Regions from separate parts of the Mus musculus genome. Here region 1 is linked to region 2. The links are chromatin loops, found by intact Hi-C in ENCODE. Cell type or tissue: heart. All regions are shown on one strand.

What was found. Hi-C counts contacts between places; a loop is a spot of excess contacts. Peaks named below come from ENCODE experiments on the same cell type or tissue, not always from the same donor. Only the 100,000 strongest peaks of a DNase experiment are listed, where the experiment ranks them.
Region 1: it touches region 2 in a loop (2.9-fold over the local background); 2 of 42 quality-filtered maps call a loop at or near these places.

What each region holds. Positions count from the first base shown.
Region 1 is chr10:66,683,896-66,691,895 of GRCm38, forward strand. No RefSeq gene overlaps it. Among named protein-coding and RNA genes, the nearest start is that of Gm31240, 58 kb to the right of the region's middle. In heart, no CTCF peak of the experiment used is centred here; no DNase peak of the experiment used is centred here.
Region 2 is chr10:66,588,505-66,596,504 of GRCm38, forward strand. No RefSeq gene overlaps it. Among named protein-coding and RNA genes, the nearest start is that of Gm40677, 80 kb to the left of the region's middle. In heart, no CTCF peak of the experiment used is centred here; a DNase peak (open chromatin) is centred at 4,687.

The DNA.
Region 1 (8,000 bases), 95 kb after region 2:
TATGTTCCCTTATCTGAATTCCTCTTTATGTGGTTTAATGACTCCTAGGCAAATCTATTAGCAAGTCTTTTATAAGATCAACTCTATTGCTTTGCGATGCTTCTGCATCACTGTCCCTGACATCTGTTTGGAATAAAGCTCTACCTCACATAGAAGTACACAAGATGATGCTCAAAGCACCTAGTTTCCTGACTAAATGGCATCACAGTGGCATTTCTGGGTGTGCCAGATACTTCTGTATTAGTTAGGGTTTTACTGCTGTGAACAGACACCATAACCAAGCAACTCTTATAAGGACATTTAATTGGGGTTGGCTTACAGGTTCAGAGGTTCAGTCCCTTATCATCAAGGTGGGAGCATGGCAGCATCCAGGCAGGCATGGTGCAGGAGGAGCTGAGAGTTCTACATCTTCATCTGAAGGCTCCTAGAAGACTCGCTTGCAGGCAGCTAGGATGAGGGTCTTAAAGCCCACACCCACAGTGGCATACTTACTCCATCAAGGCCACACCCAGTCCAACAAGGCCACGCCTACTCCAACAAGACCACACCTACTCCAACGGGGCCATACCTTCTAATAGTGCCACTCCCTGGGCCGAGCATATACAAACCATCACAGCTTCTTTCCATGGGCAAGGTTTTGAATCCCACCTGAGGACACAGAAGTATGGGGGCTTTGAAAGCCTGTGAATTCCCATATTGCACCAAACCCCCTGTGAAAATAAACCCCACCTCTTGGTTCAGTTTAGGCAACACATTCTCCCAGGCTTTTTCCTTATCTTCCTGCAGTTCTGGCTCCAAGGAGCTCAAGCACTCTCTTCCTTCTAGCCCATAGCTTACTTCCAGGTATGTCCTGGGAATAGTAAATGCCCGATTGTCTTCCTATGGCACCGAACATGTGACCAATTATTTTTTAATTGCTACGTAATGAATCAGCACAAACTAAAAGACTTGCGACAGGCAATATCACGGCTTCCAGGGGTCAGGAGGCCTCTTGCAAGCAGACAGGCCCCCAGTCCTGGGTACCACAAAGCTTAAGTCCTCATGGTCAGGTTCATAGCTGGATCCTGTTCCTTGTCACTGAAGGACCAAGGTCACATTTTTCTGGAAGATAACAATTACATGCTACTACACCCAACTTTTTAATGCGAGTTCAGAGGATTGAATTCAGGTCCCCGGGCTTAAAAGGCAAATATTTTACCAATGGCGCTATCTCTCCGACCCCTTCTGGGTAGTTTTGGTGGTTCTAGCATTTTCCGTGTACGTGAGTACACAGAGTACACTCTTCCAAGCTTCCTGCTCCTGTAAAGGATTTGGGATTCTCCGTGTTCTTGCTTGTTGATGGCTGTGTAAGTACAGAAAATGTTGAAAGTGGTTGAAAATGTTCCCAACTTCTATTACAGAGAAACCTGCTGAGAGCATTTTGGTTAGACTCTCAGGGTTCATCAGTTTTCATTCTTGAGGGTAAACAGAGAAATAAATCTGCAGAGTTGGGATGAGGATATGGTTAGCTTCATGATGCTCTATGGGTGTGGGTGGGGCCTGGAGGATGGCGAGGGAGACTCCCATAACACCTTAATAGTATGAGTGCCCATGTCCTATGACATACCTCAGGACACAAAATAAAGGATCCTAGCAAACTAGAGGAATATCTGAATGGGACCAGGAACAGGATGGTGACTGATTCCCCGACCTTTATGGAAGTCCCCTCGGATGCTGGGAGCCTGGCACCTCTCGATAGTGACAGTAAGATGGTTGGCTACTCCAGAGCTCATTCCCCATTGGGCCAAACGCTTGCTGCTGTATGATACCTTTACTGATGCTGGTCTCTGGAGTCTATTTTCTGGGACCATGACTCTGTGTCTTTCACCCCGGCCTGGATCCTGGTTCCCACATATGTGAACTTCTCCCACAGCACTGTTTGAGACTTGGGAGAGTTCTAAGAACTTTATGGCCCTGCTGACATTTCTTAAACTTGACCTGTGAGGACATCTCGATGTGGTTTACTTTTTAATTTTCCCGATGATGACATTGAGGGCTTTCAAATGTTCTTACTAGATACACGTGGGCTTCTCTTGTAGAGAAATGTACAAATCTTGAAATTTCTCTACTGTGTGCCTTGGCATTGTATTGTTGGGTGTGATACCTTCATGTATCCTGCACTCTGATCATTTGCTAGATAAGCTTTCATTCTTGGTGAGTGTTTAGGTTTTGTTTTTGACACAAGTTCTCACTACATAGCCCAAGCTGACCTTAAAAGTTCACATATGTGGGAACTGGGATCCAGGCGCGGGTAAGTGAGGCCACCAAATCAACTTCAGATGGCTTCATTTTGCAAGTGTTTCCCCAGTCTCTGCCTTATCAATTCATTTCTTCCATTTTCCTGAGAAGTTTGACCTCGATTTTAATCTTGTGTAATTTTTTCTAATGAAGTTTTGGATATTGATAGTATTATTTTCAAGGGAAAAAAAAGTTGTTAATCTTGGGAAATCCTTCATGCTGTAAACAGCCGCCATTCCACTTTCTAACCACTAGTTCAGACCCCTGCCACTCACATCATATAGCCCACGAACACCCATAAGTCCAGCTCCCGGGGATATAATGATTTGCTGAGCACCCATGTACACATGTATGTACACAGACAGAGTCCACAAAGTAGTGACCCTCTTCATTATCCCGCATGCCTCCCTCTTAGCCTGGCTAAGCTGTCACTGTCCCAGGAGTCTAGGTTACCTCCTTGCCTTCTCTCCGCTGTCACATCTACTGCCCTTCACATTGCCTCAGGACTGTCTGTAAAGTCCATGCATGACTGTGCCGTTCCCCTTTGTCTCAGGGGAAGCAGTTGGTCTGGAGCCTAAGGCCTCTTGACTGCCCCCTTGATAAAGGACTCACTAGATGGGGCTTCTAAAGCCCTTATCATAACGGTAAGCTTTATCTCTTTCTGCCAAATCCTAAAGCTCTAAGTCCCAGTCTAAACTAGCTTGCCGGCTATCTGGGGCTCCCTGCCTGCATCCCTCTCTAATACTTCCCCTTCCTGGACTTTCCATACACCTTTTCCTTGGCTTGAAAACAGCCATTTCCACCTTGCCACTTCTTCTTCCTTCTTTACCATGCAACTGGAGTTGCTTCTACCTGCACGTAAGTTTTAGGATCTACTAGCTGACTCCTGTGAGCCTTACACTGACCTTGGGTCTCTTCATCCATCTTTCCTACTCTCTCCATTTCCCCCTATAAACTCCTCTGAGAAAGAGTTCACTTACTGCTTTCTAGAACAAACACGTCACACAGACTATTATTGTAGGGCCATAATGGAATCAACACCCAAGAGGATCTGTAGAGCTGAGGGGAGGTGCCTACACTACTCTCTCCCATCTTAAGTGGGCACTCCTATTGAAGGACTGGCAAGGAAGCTTTCGTTGAGAGAAACCAGGTCCAGTGGTGGCATCGAAGGACATAAGGCCAGCCCTACCCTACTGGGTACAACTGTAATGCTCGAAGTTTGATATTTATGGCAGAATGAAGCCAGACTGAATCTTTTTTTCTAATAGACCCTAATCTGGGCATTCCCATGAAGGGCGCATTTTATGAGCTTTAAGCAGCATGCTAATAACCGTTAAGACATAAGAATGGCCGGGCGGTGGTGGCACATGCCTTTAATCCCAGCAACTTGGGAGGCAGAGGCAGGCAGATTTCTGAGTTCGAGGCCAGCCTGGTCTACAAAGTGAGTTCCAGGACAGCCAGGGCTATACAGAGAAACCCTGTCTGGAAAAACAAAAACAAAAGACATAAGAATGTTTTCAATTACTACAGAATAGGTGCTGGCTTGCCCGTCCTTTGTGCTCCCAGATGCTCAATTTTTCTCTTCAAAGTGACATAACAATATGTAGGGGTTGTTTGGTACTGTAGCCAAACTTCATGTGGGAAATTTTACTAGTCAGTGTGATGAGCACTAAGAGATAAGCCTCTGTTGGGTTATTCACTCATGGGTTCCCAGTGAGTGGGGGGTCAGGATCTTTATCCAAGGGCCTAATCTTCCACTCTTGTGGCAATGAACACATGCTCAGATCCATTCTTACTTCTTTCTGCATGTGAGGACATCTAACATGGTCTCCTGAATGAGAAAGAGATCCTCAACAGACACTGAACCTGCTGGTGCCTTTGATCATGGATATCCCAGCCTCCATGTCTCTGTTGATTATAACCTCCCCAGTCTTAGGCACTTCGTCATAGCAACATAGACTGAAGCAGGCTTACATTCCATTTGTTTTTAATAAATCCCTAAAAGAGAGATTGAAATATTTTAAGGAACATCAAGTAAGAGTTTCCAACACACATCTGGGACAATGCCACCGGCAGGGACATTAGAACCCTGGGAAACAGCTGACAAAAAAAAAAAAAAAATGGAGCAAGACTACATCACCCTGCCTCTGCATCCTCCAGCCTTGGGTCCACTGGGCCTGACATTCCTTACTTCTGAAGTTGGCACAGGAAGCCAGAAAGTAAAGTATGGGAAGCCACAAACGTCATTACAAGATGGCACAGGTTCCAGTAAGCCGACGCCCCTGAATATGGGTAAACAACCAATGTGCGCATGTGCATAAGAGTTTTTTGCTTAGTCACTGCCTGGCCCAAGGCATGTGGGAGGGGTACTGAAAGCATAACCAAACAGGTGTAGACACGCCTCTCCTAGGCCTATTTAAGCAGTGCCAGTTCTGGGGCTCGGGGTCTTTCGCCTACGCAGTCAATGCTCTCCTAATAAACGTGTTGCAGAAGGATCCAGTTGTGGCATCTTATTTGCTGGCGAGTAGGGCGTCCCACAAAGTGGTGCCGAAACCCAGGATAAGAAACATCTTCAGGCACAAGCGAAGACCCCCTGTTATAGGAGGATTCAGAACTGCATCACGGGGATTGGGTGGTTAATGAAGTGTTCCCATAAAGCAGTCTGTTGAGAAGGATTCAACTGCGTGGATTCAGAACTCTTCAGCTGGGGAACAGGGGTACCGGTAAGTAAAAAGAAATTAATGTAAGTCTCTGAGAGGTATGCTTTCCTACGCACTAGGTCCAGTAATTGTTGCTGGGGTTGTGTTGCTTGTTTTCTTTCTTGTCCTGATACTGGCCAGTCTATCCAGGATAAGAAATGTGAACCAGCTGTTAAGGAAGGGCATTGACTTTTGCAGGAGTACCAGGAAGGCATATCAGAAACAGAGAGAAATGAAAAAGAAGATGCACGCAGAAAAATAAGTAAAATAAGAAATATAAAAAGAGAAAAAGAAAAGAAACTAAAATATAAAGATACAAAAGATAATATAAAATATAAAGATACAAAGGATAATATAAAAATGAAGATCAAATAATTAAGTCAATTTACCCTCCTCTCGAGGACTTTGGCTAAAGAGGCAGCCTTCATCAAAGGCTTAAAAATAGCTCTCAGGGAAAGAGGAGTAACTATCTGAAGCAGCCATGGTGCCTCCTCCCCCTTCTCTGGCAGTATTCCCAGAAGGAGGAGATAAGGAAGTAGACTCTGAACATGAGAGAGAGAAAGTAAGTTTTAGAAAAGCAGTTATCCCCTGTTTGGGATCTTTTAGCAAAAAAGAGAAAAAATGAAAATAAGCTATTTCAGAGCTCTCTCCTGGGAACAGAAGGAAAATGGGAGACGTCCTGCTTCCTCTCTGGCTCCTATGGAGATATTCTTAGCTCTGGTTAGGATATCTGTGTCCCTTTGAGACATCAAGTTCTATTCCCTGTCTGTCTATTGTCTGTTTTTGGTGCACCGAATTGTTCATATGTCTATCAATTCATGTTTGTTTTTGTTTGGTTGTTTGAATGATTGTTGTTCTTTGTTTCATGTTGAAAAATATAAATGGTTAAAACTTTATCTGCTAGCTGTCCATCCTTTAACTTGTTTAAAAAGCAGTCTCAGTTTGCACAGCATAAACTGATAAGCACTATGACTGGAAGTCAAGTACAGCTGGAAAAGCCCTGCTGAGGACTGATTGCAACCGGACCACTTAAAGGGGCAGGCAACCTTTTGCTTGTAACAGAAAATTAGCTTAAAATTGAGAACTCAGGGTTGGAGTCATTCTAAACAACATGAACGAACCCAAGAAAACAGGTCTTTAAGGATACTTCAAAATAGGGATAATCTTTGGGCCAGGACTCTGGCAGAGTGTTCAGATTGAGAAAAGTTTGCATTTGGGTTAAGGCTGAGCTCGGAGGGGAGCAGCCTTAGCTAGGCTTGTGTGGCACTTCTTTTGTTTCACAAACTGTGACTGGAGAAACCTGGAACTTCAGCTCTCCCTCCCTTTCTTTTAGCTGAAAGAGCCTTGTTACAAACCTAGCCAGATGTTGTTCTAAATAAAGTTTAAATTCAAAGTTTATAAAAGGTCAATCAGGCTGTGAAATTTATCAAGACATTGCGATTTGACTTGCCTACTTTATATAAAGTTATAGTGTACAGAGTTTGCTTATGTGTATAAGTGCCTTTTCCTTGTTCCAAATAGCCATTAATTTGGTTATTGCAGAATATTGATGTTTGATCTATTGTATATCATCATATTAAGTAAAATTGATAATCATTATCCTAAGATAGTTAAAAAATTATTTTCATGCATGCTCCTATCTCTTCTATAAATTCATGCATGCATGCATCCCATTTACTATTTAAAAAATAGCCTTTATGAGAGAAAAGTATATGTGAATTGAATCACACGCTTATTCTTTTGAGTTTCCTCCTGTTTCAGCACAGATAAATTGTGTGCTGAAGATGGTGTTTAAAGATGTTGAACAATCAAACTTTAAGTTGTATATTAATAGTCAATATTATATCTCAGAGCTTGAAATTGCTTATGCAACTTATAAGAAAAAAAACTGTTCCTTTAAGATTGTTTTTGGGCAGTTAAATTGTCCTGGGTTGCCTGGAAAAGACCCCCAGGATTTGCTTTTGTGTTATAGAGGTTTACATAAAGCTTTAACTGATAAAGATTACAGATAGCTCCTGAAAAGATACAAACTCAGGATCCTTATATTTATTTGGGTTTTAGACTTACTACTCAAGCTGTTTTTCCCTAGAAGATAGTTATTTGCAGAGACAACTTAAAGACTTTCTCTTATTTCTGATTAATATACACATGTGACTATAATAACTTTTCATGCATTCTACTTACAATATCTCTTCTAGAGAAACAATTGAAAGTGTAATTAGTCACTGTTCATGTTATATTAAAACTGACTAACAGTTCAGTATCTAAAATTTTGATGAAAATACAAGATTGTATTTTGATGCGTGAGCACCCCTTTTATATTCAACATATTAGAGCACGTACATCATTACCTGGCTCCTATTCAAGGGAGAAATTCATAAGCTGAAGCTAGCCACTGGCAAGAAAGACTAAACAGATAAGTCCTAGCTGTTTACTTTGTAAATAAATAGTATATCCCACTGCTTAGAGGCTTGGGCTTCGTTGGCCTTCCATTGCTCGGTTACATCATTTACTAATGGATCATCTGGATTAGGAGCACTTAACAAAGCCTGGATTGATAGCAGAACTGTGTGGATCTGCAGTGCTGGGGACCACTTATCTTTCAAAATATCTAAACATATTCTTCCCAACTTGTCTTCATTAGGATGATAAATTTTGGTCATGAAACGTACTTTAGGTGCTGCCATTGGGTATTCTTCTGGAAGGAATACTTCAAGTTTAAAAGTCCCTCCCTCAAAGGGGGAATAGAGGCTATGACGCCAAAGATGGCTCTATCCCTTACAATATTTACTCTTAATTTTTAAAAATTGGATGATGCTGGGAGATCACCAGCTGAAAGGCACGGACAATGGCCTCAACCGCCCAATGAAATGGTCAAGTGGAAAAATGTCCTTGATAATAAATGGTATGGTCTGGATCCCATATTAATCAGCTCCAGGGGAGCTATTTGTGTTTTTCCACAGGTTGAAGATAATACACTTTGGGTTCCGACGCGACTGACAAGGACCATGAAAGAGCAAGATG
Region 2 (8,000 bases):
GCTGAGATGAAAGGATGGACCATGTAGAGACTGCCATATCCAGGGATCCACCCCATAATCAGCATCCAAACGCTGACACCATTGCATATACTAGCAAGATTTTATCGAAAGGACCCAGATGTAGCTGTCTCTTGTGAGACTATGCCGGGGCCTAGCAAACACAGAAGTGGATGCTCACAGTCAGCTAATGGATGGATCACAGGGCTCCCAATGGAGGAGCTAGAGAAAGTACCCAAGGAGCTAAAGGGATCTTCAACCCTATAGGTGGAACAACATTATGAACTAACCAGTACCCCTGAGCTCTTGACTCTAGCTGCATATGTATCAAAAGATGGCCTAGTCGGCCATCACTGGAAAGAGAGGCCCATTGGACACGCAGACTTTGTGTGCCCCGGTACAGGGGAACGCCAGGGCCAAAGGGGGGGAGTGGGTGGGTAGGGGAGTGGGGGTGGGTGGGTAAGGGGGACTTTTGGTATAGCATTGGAAATGTAAATGAGCTAAATACCTAATAAAAAATGGAAAAAAAAAAAAAAAAAAAAAAAAAAAAAAAAAAAAAAAAAAAAGAAGACATAGTTTGAGTATAGAATAATAGAAAAAACAAAGAGTTGGAATTTTACCTGAGTTGGATCTTTTAATTGTAAAAAAAAAAAAATGTAAAAATAAAATCACACTGATAGATGAAGAAGCATATGATGAGGAACCATCTATGTGGAAACAACACTAATATTAGCAGATATACTCTAAATCATTTTTCCATTCACTCAACAAACATCAGTTGAGCACTTACTGTGTGTCAGGTCCCGTTCTAAGTAGGACAGGCTTGCCTTTACAAAACTTTCATTCTAGAAAGAATTAAACAATAGATAGGCAAATATGTCAAGATGATCAACCCAGACGGCACATCTTCAAATTCTAAAAGAGAGGTGATAGGATGATTCTGGGGAGGGACTAGGGGTTGATTGCTGAACTGGGCTCCCTTCCTCTGCGCTGGTCAGGGCTGGGAAACTGAGCAACTCCCACAAGCTTTTCTCTCTTTACACCTGGCTTGAAAAGCAACAGCAATCTCAAAATTAAAGACACTCTATAATCAGCCAACTGCTCCGACTCACCAGAGTTCAAATGGTGCCTGTCTCTATTTCAGAGGCTGTTCACCCATGCAGGCAGCCAGGCCTCATGAGAGCATACATGTTAGAATCCAGTCCAGAGCTGGATTCCAGGAGTCTTCCTGCTTTCTTCCCACAGTGAGGCACTGGGGCAGAGGATGCCTTGGACTGTTCGGAGACCTTTAAGGCTGCTGACAAAACAGCTCTCATTTCATCAACCTGAGGTACAGCCAGATATCCTGAAGTTTCCAGTTCTCTCTGGGTTACTTTAGCTGTATCCAGGGATACATTGGAGGCTGTGGTGTGCCTACATTTGCCTGAAAGTGGCTTCTCCAGCCCCTGATGGTACCATTCAGAAGTCTTGGTCCAGAGGCTCAGAAATAAATCTACATTTGACAAGCATAAGCTTTTGATGCAAGGACCAGCTACTTACTAACTACTTGAAAGGCTCAATTAAAGCACCAAGGGCTAGAGATTAAATTATTCTTTAATGCCATCTTTACAGAGGAAAGGAAAAATCTAGGTCAGTCCATGTATGAGCTAAACCGTAACTAATGGCCAGCAAGGGGGAGTACAGGGGCGGGGGTGGATTGCGTGCAGGGCACCACGGGGTCTTTACCTGCTTCCTAATTTAAATATTTAAGCCCCCTTTGTTTAAAGGACTTTTACATGGTCCAATTTATGATGGAGCAAGTCAGAGTCCAAGCATCTTCAAATTATCACCTTGCTGTATCTTCAGCTGTCCCTTTTAGCACTGCTGCTCTTGGTTTCTGGAGGAGAAGGGAGCCCCCTTGCCTCGCTGTCATTCTGGGCTCACTCACTCTGTAGTCTTTTTAGAAGGCAATGCTGTCATTAAGGAGAAAAATCTCAACTTCAAAAATCATTGCAGAAGCAATCCTCCCCATGCAGAATATGCCCAAGAGAGATCCTTGGAAAGAAAGCTGTCCAATGCCCTCCACAAAGGAAGAGGCATTGTCTGCTGTAAAGCAATTGGCTAAACCTGCCTCTACATTCTCCCTGTAATATGATAAATGTAAGGAGAAGTAAGTTTGTCTTGGTATCTCACAATGTGATAAATGACAGGAAATGCAATTGGGTAAGGCCAATAGCACCAGAAAATTGCAAATCTCCAAACGAAATACTCCTTTCAATCACATAATCAAGTGACTGGCAGGGCATTGGAGATATTACCTAAATTACAGCTAATTTTCTGTGCGGACTTGTCTGCACCTCGCTCTGCTGCGCTAGCAAAAGGCAGGCAGATACAGAAGTCACTCACGGAATGCAGAGCAGCCTCTGTGGCCTTGCCGGCCCTCCTGACACCGCCTGCACACGCTTCACTCTGCGTACCACACACCTGCAGCTGTGTACGCAGTGTGGCCCTTGCCAGACAGATGCTGTAGAGGAATCTTGATCACCATGGAGACAGCAGCTGGGGAATGGAATACTTGTTGTCTTAGCAGAGAATAAGAAGACATGGTGGAGATTCTGGGCTTTGGATCAAAACTGTCCAAAAAGGATCTCCACTCCTTATTAATTTTAAAAGATGGAAATCTCCCGTAAGGCCAACATGGTCGCTGGCTATACTTATGCCTACGAGGAAAATATGGTGTTAGAAAATGCACCACAAATACTCTAATCGAAATCAGAGTCAGAGACTTGAGTTGGCTTTGGAGTGAACAGGGGTTTGTTGTAAGGACACAAGACTATCTCAGAACCCCCAAGACAACAATCCAACAGGATCTCTGAGTCCACAGAGTGACAGTATATTGCTTTTGCTCTGTGGCTTCTCATGCATGGCTTCCCTACTTCCCACATAAGTATTCGCAGCAACTCGGTGGGGGAAGGGAGGGGAGAGGATGATGTCCTCAGTTGTCAGGTCTAGTGACCACTTGAGACAATGGTGGCTGACCTCTCCAGAGTTCCAGGGCAAGGAACTGGACAACATGGCTCAGTGGTGAAACACACTTGCTGCTCTTGCAGAGGACCCAGATCCGGTTCCCAGCACCCACCTCAGGCTGTCCACAACTACCTGTAACTCCAGCTCCAGGGAGCCAACACTCTCTCCTGGCCTTCATAGGTACCTTGCACTTATGTGGTACACATATATGCACTCAAGTATATACATATAGACATAAAATAGTAAACGAATAAATCTTTGCTGGATGGGATAGGATATATGCCTTTGATCCTGGTACTTGCAACTCAGAGGGAGGGGGAACTCCATGAGGCCAGCCTGGTTAACAGAAAGTTCCAGCCAGAGGGATATAGTGCTAATCTATCTCAAAGAAAAGACAATTCTGGGGCTGGAGAGATGGCTCAGTGGTTAAGAGCACTGACTGCTCTTCTAAAGGTCCTGAGTTCAAATCCCAGCAACTACATGGTGGCTCACAACCATCTGTAATAAGATCTGATGCCCTCTTCTGGTGTGTCTGAAGAGAGCTACGGTGTGCTTATATATAACAATAAATAAATCTTTGGGCCAGAGTGAGCGGGGCTGGAGAAAGCAGAGGTCCTGAGTTTAGTTCCCAGCAACCACATCCCGGCTCACAACCAACTGTACAGCTATAGTGTACTCATAAACATAAAATAAATAAACAAATCTTTAAACAAAAAAGAAGAAAAGAAAAGACAAAATTCCAAGGCAAGAATCCTAAGTGGCTTTGGGTCAAGCATTCACCATTGATCCAACCCTTTATGATCAATTAGTTGTGGCGTCATAGAAGATGGTGGCAGGAGCCTATTCCTAGGGAGAAGGAGTTGGAGCTAGCCATCAAAAGGGTTATTTTGAACTTGAGACGAACCTTCTTAAGGTAATTTCCACACAGTCCTTATTCTATCTGGTTCCCCCCAGTCACCCTCCCTGAGTCAAAAAAGCACGGTTTTTAGGTACAAATCTGTCGGAAGTACTTGTCACTGTGCCCCACCCCAACTATGTCCTTATCCCAATATTAACCATGTGAACAGTTCCTCAACTGGCAAAGGATTATCTAGCCATCTCCAGTATGGAAAACCAGACCATTCCTTGCACCAGTCCCATGTGTGACTCATACTATCAGACCCATACCTAAGTATCAAGGTCAGGGAAAGAGCACTTAGATTTGAAATCAGATGTGCCCAGAGGCGATCAAGGAGACTCTGGCTTCATGAAGCATGGCCCCATCACATGTCTCTCATTTTACAGTTCTCCCATTTTAAAAAAATGGAAAACTACAGGCACTGAACTCGGGTCCCAAAGCACACAGCTAAGGAACACCTGGCACCATGAATAAATTGCAAATGTCTCTGTTTCCTAAAGAAAGGAAACTTCCACTTAGATGGCGTACTCTCGTGTGCTGACTGCTTCGCTAAAGACCAGCAGTTCCCATCACAATTCGTGCAAGAGCCCAAGGGAAGAGATGGAATTGGTTTCTCAACCCATTGACAGTCTCCAGCAAGTCTGCAGTGTTTACTATTTAAAATTAAACATCTGTTAGAAAGTTCTGTTATTTTATGATTTCTTTTTATAACAACTCCAAAGTCACGTTTAATTTTGCTCTCTCCCCATCAGCATTGCAAGTCACTTGACTTTTGGCCCTGATGGTTGCAGAAAAGCCTTGGGTTCCCAAAGGAAGAAGATGAGACAGATGTCCCACTTGGATTATTCGTGGTCACTTCTACCCCCTGCTTTATAAAACTCCTCCCAGGAGGCAAAACAAACTAGTTTTGACATTTCCTTTTCCTTCCAAATGTCTGCAGCAGTTGAGCGTGACTGTGGGTTTATAGTGCCTCCAAAGATTAAAAACAATCCCACTTAAAATGTTCAAATCAAATCCACAAGCCGCCTAATGAGCTGTGAATGTAAATGTAAATGCTTTACTAAGTGAGCACCCATAAGAGAATTATGCACCCTAAGTAATTACATGCAGATGCTGACTCTCTGGAGTTCAGTTTGGGACATTTCTCAGCCACCGGGGTGTCTCCTCTTTAGCCTTCGGTGTCAGCTCCCCTGTTGGAAACCAGCACTTCTTTCCCCAGCCAGAGTATGACTTGCAGTTCGCTCACGGTGTGAACAAACCTTCACACTTCCAGTTCCCAAGAGGCCTCTTTAACATCTCCCCATATAGAACGCTCACATGGGGGAAAGAAGGCAGTCTGCTCGGGTGGAAGCTAACTTTGTAGCACAGTCTCACAGAAATGGACAGAACTGAAGAATAGCTGTCAGGGTTGTTGGGGTCTAAGGTGTGATCTCTATTCCCACAGGTCCTTGCTAGCATCCTCTCAGCTCAGTGTGCCAACAGGCACAAATCTGCCATGTCTGTTTAAACTTCCATAAACACTCCTGCTTCTACATTGTACATCCTAGGCACATCTGTCCCTGTCCAGTCTTTTAACTCTAATAAAGCAGATAATTCGTTTCTTTGTCCACACAATTCCCACTCTTTCAGTCCATCCATGGGCTACACTAAGGGCAAGATGAAAGGGTATCTACTCATTCCATGGGACAGATGAATCTGTACCTGCTACTAAAGATAGCCACCTTTAGACCCTTTTACGGACCAGACCAGAAAGGATATTGGTGTGCCTTATTCTGGCATCTTCCTCTTCTCATGAGCTTAGTTAACTCTTGGCTACAAGTACAGAAGGCATTTTTTTAGCTCCTAAGTATGTTCCCTTCCAGTGAGAATCCCAAGCCCTGTCCATTGACTGTAAGTTTTCCTCACCAACCTCTTTAAAAGTTCAAGTTAGAATGTTCATTGTACCAAACCACCCATGTATGCATGTGCCGCTCAATCCAAATGAGAAAGCTTTGTATCCAAAGCTGTGGAAACCTAGTAATTATTTCTCTCAGGACATGTATGGATACATATTTATACACAGAGACATAAACAACACATACATACACTCAGACATACAAACACATACCCCATAACACACACATAAATGCAGACATACAAATACATATCCATAACATTCATATGTTACACACAAAGACTCATAAATATAGCATGCATGCATAATACACACAAACACACATGTACATACAATACACAGTATAACAGACAAAAAACAACACACATACAAAATACACATACACAGATATTTATACAACACACATATGAAGTACTCATGCACATAGAAAGTTATACATACAACAAATATGAAGCACACATGCACATAGTTACACATACAACACACATATGAATCACACATGCACACAGAGTTATACATACAACACATGTATAACATGTACATGTACACAGACATACAGACAAAATGCATTCCAAATATGCATGCACACTACATGTACTAACACAGACAATGCATATGCTCAACACAGAGAGACATATATATAATATACAAACATAACACACATGCAGAGATTCAACACATTTACTATATACAGACATACATGCAATGCACATTTAAATAGATGCATACAAATAACATAATACACAGCATATACAGAACACATGCATGCATATAACATGCATGTACTACAGACATACATACCACATACATACATACACACAACACACACATACACAGAGAGATAGACTTATATGAGCAAGCTCCTGGCTTGTGGCCTCCTCCCACCAGAATTACCATGATGATCATCATGGGAAATTCCCATCATGCCTCACTATCAACTCATTTTCCCAGGGAACTGAGATATTGCTATGCTTCCTCCCTAGAGAAAGAGAAAGATTATCAGTGAACCTCCGAACTCTCTGAAAAGCAAGCTCACTCTAGAGACTCAAAAATTCCAGTTCAGTGTCTTAAAATAGCTCTATCTTTAAAAACTGCTTTGATTGTTGACATAGGGCTGACATAAACCCACTCAAGATCCCCAGGACTTCCCTTCAGTGGTACTGCAAATGAAATCCAGGTCCTTAAGCTCGGAGCGTGCAACTGGCTTCAGGGCTCCCTTCTTCAAAGCCAGCATGAATTCCCTAGCCCTGTGACCAACCTATGCTCTCTCTCTTTCTCTCTCTAACTCCTACCCCATTGAATACAACCTGCCTCTGGATCTACACCTTAGTTTACACCCTCACTGCAGTGCACCACCCCATTCCAAGTCTACCTTTGCTAGTTCAACAATTCAAGTCTGTCTTCTTTCTGGAGCTTCTCGAACCATGCCAATCCATGCTGGTTATCCTACTTTTTCTTATTGGATGTTTTCTTATTTACATTTCAAATGTTATCCACTTTCCCTGGTTCCTCCCCTAGCCTCCAAAACCCTTATCCCATCCCCCGTCCCCTTGCTTCTATGAGGGTGCTCCCCCACCCACCCCCTAACTCCTGCCTCCCCACCATCAAATTCCCCTACACTGGGGCATCCCCAACAAAGCCATCCTCTGCTACATATGTGACTGGAGCCATGGGTCCCTCCATGTGTACTCCTTGGTTGGTGGTTTAGTCTCTGGAAGCTCTTGGGAGTCTGGTTAGTTGATATTGTTGTTCTTCCTACAGGGTTGCAAACCCCTTCAGCTCCTTCAGTCCTTTCTCTAACTCCTCCATTGGGGACCCTATGCTCAGTCCAATGGTTGACTGCAAGTATCCACCTTTGTATTTGTCAGGCTCTGGCAGAGCCTCTCAGGAGACAGCTATATCAGGCTCCTATCAGCACGCACTTCTTGGCATCCACAATAGTGTCTGGGTTTGGTAACTATATATGGGATCCAGGTGGGGCAGTCTTTGGGTGGCCTTTCCTTCAGCCTCTGCTCCACACTTTGTATCCATATCTGCTCCTGTGAGTGTTTTGTTCTCCTTTCTAAGAAAGACTGAATCACCCACACTTTAGTCTTCCTTCTTTTTGAGCTTCATGTGATCTATGAATTATATCTTGGGTATTCCGAGCTTTTGGGCTAATATCCACTTATCAGTGAGTGTAAACCATGTGTGTTCTTTTTGTGA